2 separate regions of the Mus musculus genome follow, and region 1 is linked to region 2. A link is a contact called in ENCODE Hi-C data. All regions are on one chromosome and are shown on one strand. Each heading gives the region's core, a stretch centred on a gene start or an enhancer-like site at or near the end of the contact. The rest is flanking DNA. Distances are from core to core; before and after follow the strand shown. Region 1 holds the start of Necap2 (NECAP endocytosis associated 2). Region 2 holds the start of Otud3 (OTU domain containing 3).

Region 1 (4,570 bases), core at 379-2,878, 2.2 Mb before region 2:
TGAACATTCTCCATCTGGATCTGCAGGCAGCAGGAAGAGAAAGGCACTGGGACTGGCTTTGACTTTTGAAACCTCAAAGCTCACCCCCAATAATATACTTCCTCCAAAAGGCCACACCCACTCCAAGGCCACACCTCCTAGTTCCTCTCAAGTAGTGCCAATTCCTAATGACCAAGCATTCAAAATTATGAGCCTATGGGGGCCATTCCCATTCAGACCACCACAGTGATGAAAAAATAGTTATAAACCGAGGCATTAGCCCGGCCGTGGTGTCGCACACCTTTAATCCCAGCATTTGGGAGGCAGAGGCGGGCAGATTTCGGAGTTCGAGGCCAGCCTGGTCTACAGAGTGAGTTCCAGGACAGCCAGGACTGCACAGAGAAATCCTGTCTCGAAAAACCAAAAAACTGAGCCAGGCGTGGTGGCACACGCCTTTAATCCCAGCACTCGGGAGGCAGAGGCAGGTGGATTTCTGAGTTTGAGGCCAGCCTGGTCTACAAAATGAGTTCCAGGACAGCCTGGGCTACACAGAGAAACCCTGTCTCAAAAAAAACCAACAAAAACAAAAAACCCAAAAAATCAACAAAACAAAACAAACATCAAACCGAGGCATTTTTCAAACCGTTGGTGGAGACCTCAGGCAGGTGAGTCACCGCAAAGCCGGGAAACATCATTTATGGCCCTTACTTGCTATCTGATGACATTCTTAGCCTTTATTGGTGAAAGCTGGCATTTGTACCTTCCAAAGGATTTACCTAATAGTCACAAGGATCTTAGGTCACATACAGAGGTGGCCAATAAATGGCTATTTAGAGGGTCAAGATAACTCAAAATCAATTCGCCTCCCAATCTGCCTTATTCTAGCTTTTCACAAGTGATCAACCTCGTGGAAGGATTAGGAGGTGTGTCCTCGTTGGAAAAGCTGTGATGGGGGTTTGGTCTTTGAGTTTTCCAAAAGCCCGTATCAGGCCCGGGTCACTGTCGTCCGTGCTCCCCTTCCTCCCGCCCCATCCCTGTGTGCTGTGGCCCTTCCACCCCCACCAGGATCATGACGTACAGCTCTCAGCTGCTTCTCTGGTATCACGCCTGCCTGCATGCCGCCATGCTCTCCCGCATGCTAATCATGGACTAAGCCTCTGAAACTGTAAGCAAGCCCCCAATGAAAGGATTTCTTTTTGTAAGTGTTGCCTTGGTCATAGTGTCTCTTCACAGCAAAGACAACCAGGAACTTTGGTTCACAACTTTGATTTGTACTCCTGTTGCGCTAAGCCACTGGGGCCTTGCGCACATAGTAGGTTATAAAAAGTTGTGGAGCGAGATTCCTCCAGAAGCCTCTGAGAACCTTCTGGGATTGGCGGGGACAAGGACATTCCGTCAGAAGGGCAGGGCTGCAGGGTATCTTGCATATCAGCCACCCTGGTCTAGGGTATAGAGTTTGAACTACAACCAGGTTCGGGATTAGGCTCAGATCAGCGGCATCTCGAGCTTCTCAGGTCCCACAGCAGCAGAGAGCAATCGCTTCACGGTCTGATCTGAGGCGCCCGGCAGAGGGCACTCGGGAGCGATCGGGGGGTCCCCCGGAGCTTCCGCTCTAGACAGAACTTGGTCATAGAGTCGCATCACTTCCGGTCCTGAAGGGGCGGGGAGAAGCCGGAAGTCCCGAGGGCTCGGGCGATAGAGATGGAGGAGAGTGAGTACGAGTCTGTTCTGTGTGTCAAGCCGGAGGTCCACGTCTACCGCATCCCGCCGCGGGCCACCAACCGTGGTTACAGGTGACCGTTCCTGGCTTAATCTTCCCGTCCCCCGCCCCGGCATGCACTGCGGGGGACGAGGACCGGTTGTCGGGTTTAGGGGCGGAAAGGATGGAGCCCTGTGGCTACTTTAATCGGGGCCAGACTTAGGAGGGGTCGCTGGCCCTGAGCCGTCAGCGGGACGCCGGCAACGGTCGCAGCCAGCTCCTGGGGACCCGAGAGCGCAGTGGGTTCCCTCGGCGGGGTCTACGGGTCGTGTCACAGCGCTAACCGACAGTCGTGACGGGATCCCAGAAAACCCTGCCACCCGCGGAAATCCCCGCCGGGAGGGCACGGGAGGGAACCCGGCCATCTGGGGGACCCGTCCCACGAAGCCCAGGGACGCTGTTCCTATCTCCGGCTCTCCTGACCCCAGTTTCACCCCTGATCACAACATACTTGCAGCTGGGAGGATACCGCCGCCCTTGTCTTGAGTGAGCGTCACCTGAGGCAAATAAACTCAAATGCCTGTAAACACACGGAGTGTCTCCGGAAGGGAACCCAGGACTCTAGTCTAGGAGAGGAGACACAAAGTTGGACACCTTCCCTAACTGAAAAAGATGAAAAATACGTGGTGTGTCCTGTGCCCTGTGGTGGGGTGTTGCTACTTAGGCTGGGTGGCTCTCGAAGGCGATGGGTGTCTGAGTTGTTTGGAAACAGGTCGTCGGGTACCACAAATGTGTTGGAGGGCCAACTCCATCTGCCCTTTGCGCTATGTAACACAGGCTCATAACATTTTCTGAATGGGTATCTTAGAACACTTAACTGTGTCGGTGCGATGATTTTAAAATAATATTAAAATGACAAGAATGGAGGTCAGCAAGCTACAGCTGCCTGTGCTTGCTTTTGCGTGTCTGGGTGTGGTGCGGGTGCATGCAGAAGCCACAGGAGTTCCAGCCAGTGTCTTGCTTTTTTCATGTCCGTTGTTCCCTTGAGGTGGCCCCTAACTGAAGCTGGGGTTGGCTGTTTTCATCTAGACTAGGTGTTCAGCAAGCCCAGTGAAACTCCTTTCTCTGCCCCACCCCACACAGTGGAGGGTCTACAGGTAGCTGGAGCCAGACCTGGCTTTTAGGCGCTAGAGATCCAAACTCGGGGCCTCAAGCTTGCTCATCTGCACCGAATCATCTCCACAGCTGTCTCCCTTTCCTTTCTTGTTATCAAACCGGAGATTGGCAGTCTACCCCTATCTGTTGGGTCTTCGTTCAGTAGACTAGGGTTAGCTTCTCTTGATCCTCCGGAGGGTGGGGTCACCAAGTATCCAGCCAGGCTGGTTTGATACAGAGGAAGCTGCCCGCCCTACACTCAACCTTTCGGGCTCTCCTTAGCCTGAATCTAAAGCCCGCGGCGCCAGGAAGAGGAACAGAAACTGAGCCTGCTGCCTTGTTAGCTGAAGATGTACATTCATGTGGATCTGCCACAGCTGCCAGCTAGAGTTCTAGAGAGCTGACAGTGGCTTTGCTTAGAACTTCCCAGAAAAGCCTTCTGAAAGTACCCATGGCATTTGCTGTTCAGGGGTTTCTCTTTGCTTCTGCTGCTGCTGCTGCTGCTGACGACGACACTGTTGCCTTCTAAAGGAGCCAAAGAAGGCATTGACGAGGGTCCTCGTTCCCTCCTACCTGGAATACAGCCGAGAATATCCTTCCTAGCCGCTCTTTCCTCCCCCGGACCCTCATGCACTTTTACACTCTTTCTACCAAAGATCCTGTCCCTCTGTACTCCCTCCATGGTCTCAAGGGTCCCCCAGCCGGTTGGTCCCGCTAGCTTGGCATCACAGTGCCTTAACAGACACAATAGGCCCGGAGCTGCTTCCTCTATGGACAGGAAGCTGGGAAGGAATTCCCACTTGGGTGAAGGTCTGTGGTCTTTAGAATAGGGGCCAGCAACAGCGGCTGCGTGTGGGCGTTTTGAATGCCAGCACGCTCCAACTGCCTGCAGTTTTGAATGGCCACAGGCTAAGAATAATATTTTGGACAACTTGAAATGACTGGAGATTTTGAAGACTGTTTCATAACGGAACAGTTACGAGCTTCGGATTCTGAGGACTTCCTGAGGGACAGCCTTGCCAAGAATAGCTATTACAGTTTTCATTTTTACATTTACTTTTTGTATATGTATGGATGTTTTGTCTGCGTGTATCACAGGACTCAAGTTACAGACCCTTGTTATCTGCTAAGTGGATGTTGGGAATCGAACTCAGGTCCTCAGATAGAGTAGCCAATGTTCTTAACTCCTAAGCCATCTTTCCAGCCCTGTAATAAGGACTTTTTTGTTGTTGTTGTTTTCTGTTTGTTTGTTTGGTTTTTCGAGACAGGGTTTCTCTGTATAGCTCTGGCTGTCCTGGAGCTCACTTTGTAGACCAGGCTGGCCTCAAACTCAGAAATCCACCTGCCTCTGCCTCCCAAGTACTGGGATTAAAGGCATGCGCCACCACGCCCAGCCAGGACTTTCTTTTTTTAAGTTTATTTACTTATTTATTGTGTTTATCTGTGTGGACACATTACTGTTACATAGATGTGTACTGTGTCTGGGTACATTGCTGTCACATCTGTGTGTAGTGTGTTTGTGTGGGCACACTGCTGTCACATCTATGTGGCGGTCAGAAGACAATGTGGGGACTTGTCTCTTCCCATGATGCCACACACCTTTAATCCCAGCACTCAGGAAGCAGTGGCAGGTGGATCTCTGTGAGTTTAAAGTCAGTCTGGTCTACAGAGGGAGTTCCGTGCCAACCAGGGCTACACATTGAGACCCCATTTCAGAAGAGAACGGTTTAAACCACA
Region 2 (4,922 bases), core at 375-2,874:
GCTCCCAGCTCCCCTGGAACTGGATTACAGATGGTCATGAAGCACCTTAGCACCTGGGAACTGAATCCAGACCCTCTGTAAGAATCACAAGGGCTCTTAGCCACTGAGCCACCTCTCCAGCCCCACACCTCACCTTTGACAACTTCAACCATGTAAAAAAATGCATTTGATTTTATACACTCTTACTTACTCCGTCCCTCACTCCCAGGAATCTCCATCACCGTCTTGACTTGATATTTTGTGTGGGTAACCATAGGCACAATGAGTTCATGGTCTATCTCATTTCTTGTCACAGGATGTCTTAGTTAGGGTTTTATTGCTGTGAGGGAACATCATCACCGAAAAGGAAGTTGGGGAGGAAATGGCCTATTTGGCTTCCTCAGTTGAGGAAGTGTCTCCATGAGATCTGGCTGTAGAGCTTTTCTTAATTAGTGATCAATGGGGGAGGGCCCAGCCCATTATGGGTGGTGCCATCCCTAAGCGTGTAGTCCTGGGTTCTATAAGAAAGCAGGCTGCGTGTTGTCAATTCCTTTAGGCTCTGCCCAACAGTTACCTAGCAACAGCTTGCGTTTCTCCCTGCCAGGTTTGAAGACCACTGTTAACCATAATCTCTCTCTCTCATATCCCTGACTGGACCCTACCTCTGTTTCTCTCTTCTCTTTCTGTCCTTCTCTGTCCCCCTCCTTTCTCTGCCTCTACTCCTTTTCCAGGTTCCCTTCCCTTCCCTCGATAAACTTCCTTTTGTTCTAGGCCTGTCGTATGGTGGTGAGTCCTCAGAGGAATGGGCCTGCTGAGGTTCTCCTGCCGCCACATTATACTGCCGTTTTATAAAACATAACACTGAGCAAGTCAGGGGAAGCAAGCCAGTAAGCAGCGCCCTCCATGGCCTCTGCATCAGCTCCTGCCTCGGGGGTTTTAGACCTGCTTGAGTTCCTGTCCTGATGGCCTCCAAGGATGGATGCTGATCTTGAAGTGTAAGCCAACTTGTAGCTCACTGATTGGCTAAACTGCCTGGCAGTGAGTGCAGTGGGCTGTCTCTTCCTCCTTAGGGATGGGATCACAGGGGCTCTCTGACAGGCCTACCCTTCTTAAAGTGGGTGATGGAGATCCGAACTCAGGTCGAACCTGGCATATGGAGCAAGCACTTATATGGACTGAGCTATTTCCCTAGCTACTGTAGGCTGAGTTTTTAAAGGGTCTGTGCACGCACGCAGGCGTTTGTAATTGATTGCGGATTAGCGCATTCTAGACAAACATATTCCCTTATCATCCTTTCCTTGTCCTGGAACTCACTCTGTAGACCAGGCTGGCCTCGAACTCAGAAATTCGCCTGCCTCTGCCTCCCAAGTGCTGGGATTAAAGGCGTGCGCCACCAGGCCCGGTCACCCTTTCCTTCTTTTCCGCATTTTTTTGCTCTTGCCTCTCTTCTGACATCCTCAGTCATCCTTGACCTGTCTGGTCCCACTGCGCCTCACTGAGCACTACCCACCACGAGGGGGCAGAAAATAACCAACAAAACAGGTGCTTCTCTAGTCTTCCTATCTTTCTCTATGGTGCCTGCTGGCCCCGCCCCGGGGGCGGAGCTACCACCACGTGACCTGGCTGCCAGGCGACCGCGCCGGCGCAGTGGCCGCGCCGCTGTCGCCAGGCGTCGTCCCCCTGCGCCGCTCCGCCCGGTGGCCGGCTGAGGCTGCGGCCCCGGGCTCTGCGGCTCCGGCTCCGGCTTCGGCTCCTTCCGCGGCGAAGCCGTGTGCCGCCGCAGCCATGTCCCGAAAGCAAGCGGCGAAGAGCCGGCCGGGCAGCGGCGGCCGCAGAGCCGAGGCGGAGCGTAAGCGGGACGAGCGGGCGGCGCGCCGGGCGCTGGCCAAGGAGCGGCGGAACCGGCCCGATCCTGGCGGCAGCGGCTGCGAAGAAGAGTTTGTGAGCTTCGCCAACCAACTGCAGGCCCTGGGGCTGAAGCTGCGGGAGGTGCCGGGGGACGGGTGAGGCGGGCCGGGAGTGCGGGAAGCGGCGCTGGGGATGCGCAGGGCCGGTCGCTGAGGGGGAAGCAAGGGTCAGGCTTGGTGGAACGCTGCGGCAGGGTCCCCCGAGGGTCCGAGCGGGTCTGAGAGGTGACCTCGAGGTGCAGCTGTCATGAAGCCGAATGGGAAAGGACCTAGGTCCCGCTCGGTGTCATGCTGGCCCTCCTGGGTGTCCTCGCCCACTTTTGCACTGGGGTATCGAGGGCGGAGAGCTAAAGGTAGCTTCCACAGAGCTTGCTTCCCACGTTTTGGGTTCCCCAAGTAAAAGGCATGAGAGTCCCGGGCCAGCTGTTTCTGGGAGCCGGATACAAGAGTAGCAGCTGGAAACAGAACGGAGGAAGGCGAGGGGAAGCAACTTAATGGAACGGGGACATGGGTCCAGGAACGTGGGGAGAGAGAAGGAAAAGAATAAAGAAACGGGGAGAGGAACGGGTTAGCAGGTCCGAGGGAGCCTGCCTGCTAGGTGTGTTGTTGCAAGAGGCACTGTTAGTGTGTTCTCCTCTAGGAATGGTCAGGTTGAGCCATGGAAGAATGGAATACAGCTAAGGAGTCTACAAAGGCAGATGTGGCAATGAGACTGGGGGATTTGCCTGGGCTATAGGGTGACAGGGTTTCAAAAAACAAAACCCAACAAAACCAAACCAATCTTTCCCTCTTGAGAAAGTCTCGCTATGTAGTCTTAGGGCTGGCCGGGAATCCCCTGTGTAGACCAGGTTGCCCTTAAACTCATAGCCATCTGCTGGGATTAAAGATGTGTGCCTCTGTCCCACTACATAAAGTATTTTCTTCATTTGATACACTACGCTGAATTTTATTGATCAAGACTCAATAAACTAACCCCATTTGTATCTCCTGCCTTCAGAGCTTCCGGCAAATTGGATAGGTATTTTGTTTAAGTTGCAATTAGAGTTAATTGTATTCAGCTACTGCTTCGAACAGTTCCTGGGTCATAGGAGGCATTCAGCACTTTGTTTTTCAGGGATTAAAAACTGTTAAGGGAGGCCACCTAGCTCCAGTAGAAGTACAAACTGCGGTAGACATCAAACCATCAAGTGAAGCTGGGCGAGGTGGTGTGGGTCTTTAATCCCAGCGCTGGGAGGCAGAGGCAGCGGATCTCTGAGTTTGAGACCAGCCAGGCTTACAAATGGAGCCAGGGTTGTGACACACAGAAACCTGCTCTTGAAAAACAAAACAAAAAGCATCAAAGTTGAATGCCGTGGCCCCAGGTGTGGGCATTCTGCAAATGGTTAGATTGTATCTGTCATACTGAGCAGGGTTTCTCTGTGTCAAAGAAATAGGCTAGGGAAATGGGAACTATGGAGAGATACAGTAGGTTCCCAGGAGGGAGGCATGTGGCAGTAGGTCACTTATAGCTTGGTTTGGGGGCCCTTTTGTATTCTGAAAAATGCTGTGGAATAAGCACACATATGCACTGTATGAGCCACAGCTCAATATTTACCATATTCATAATTTAAAGACAGGAACCCATTAGCCATCTAGCATTGAGATAGTAGCGATACACACACACACACACACACACACACACACACACACACAGAGGCAGGAGATCTTTATGTAGCTCTGGCTGTTCTGGAACTCACTACTATGTAGACCAGTTCAAACTTACAGAGATCAACTTGCCTCTGTGCTGGGATCAAGAGCACTGCGCCATCATGCCCAGTAAGATGTCAGGCTCTTGAGAACTACGGATGAGAGAGTGAGGGTGAAGAAGATAGAGGCCTTGGTTCTGAGCTTGCGGATACCCTGAAGGGGTCTCCAGGCGTTAATACCTCTGGGCTATACTTGGGGAGCAGATCTGGGGGGGGAACAGGTTGGTATGATCTTCATAAGGGACCACGGTGGTGCTATTTTGAGGAAGTGGCTGACATGCCTTGAAGTGCCAAGAAAGACCTTTCCTTCCTCAGCTAGCAGGGCCAGCGACTTCCGTGTGCAAGGTGCCTCTCACAAGAAGCCATGCTGGAGCAGTTCACAAAGGAACAAGAGGAGTTTGCCTCTGTGGGATGAGTGCCGGGTGGAAGGCCAGAGCATGCGTGTCTGATAGCTCCGAGTGCTGCAGTTTAATGGGAGCCCAGTATAATCAGGGTAGGAGCACTGGGAAGTGAGGGGCAGAGGCTAGCTAGCTACTTCCCAGTCTGTTGTTTGGCAGTGTTTGATGGCTCCATGACAGCCTCCTGATGTGTACAAACCTTGGCTGGGGTGACATCTCGTGGGCTGGCTTTGCTGGTCTAATGTGGCACTGTCATTTTTCCGTCTGTCATTGCAGTGAATGTTGTTCCCCGTGTAGGTGGTGGTTTGGAAGGGTCACAGATCTTTCTTTTCTTTGAGACAGGGTTTCTCTGTGTAGCCCTGGCTGTCCTGGAACGCACTCTGTAGAGCAGGCTGGCCTCGAACTCAGATCGCCTGTCACTGCCTCCTGAGTGGATCACAGGCCTCCCCTCCTCACCAGCCTCCCCTCCTCACAGCACTGTCCGACGAATGGATTATTTTATGAGTTAATATTTGTTGAGTAATATCCGGTTAAGATATAGTGATGTTGCTAATATAAAAAATAGTTACTAGTTTCTACTGTTTGTGTTTTGGCCTAGTTACAGCTTGGATGGCCTAAGATGGGGACTTGCTGTATGTAGTAGGTGGCTCCTTGAAGCGTTCTGTACTCGCTTGTTTTTCTGAACTCTAATGCAGGGCCTTACGGCTGTGTATCCCTAACGTGCAGTGGTTCTCAAGCAGGGATGGTTTTGCCCCCCGGGGGACTGTTGGACTGCCTGGAGACGTTGTTGGTTGTCACAGCTGGTGAGGAGGGAGGTGGTCCTGCCATCTGGTGCCCATAGGACAAGGATGTACCCAAGGATTGACAGTGAGCAGGACATTGCTCCCTACACA

What was found. Hi-C counts contacts between places; a loop is a spot of excess contacts on that map.
Region 1: a loop to region 2 is called in a map of heart, with 8 times the contacts of the local background. The contact joins the promoter of Necap2 here to the promoter of Otud3 in region 2. A Hi-C loop is called at or near these places in 3 of 37 maps with a recorded cell type or tissue (heart and v-Abl transformed pro-B cells).

What each region holds. Positions count from the first base shown.
Region 1 is chr4:141,075,415-141,079,984 of GRCm38, reverse strand. Necap2 (NECAP endocytosis associated 2) reads left to right here and starts at 1,628. Exons shown (of 8, transcript NM_025383.4): 1 at 1,628-1,772. The coding sequence starts at 1,681.
Region 2 is chr4:138,910,670-138,915,591 of GRCm38, reverse strand. Otud3 (OTU domain containing 3) reads left to right here and starts at 1,624. Exons shown (of 8, transcript NM_028453.2): 1 at 1,624-1,982. The coding sequence starts at 1,765.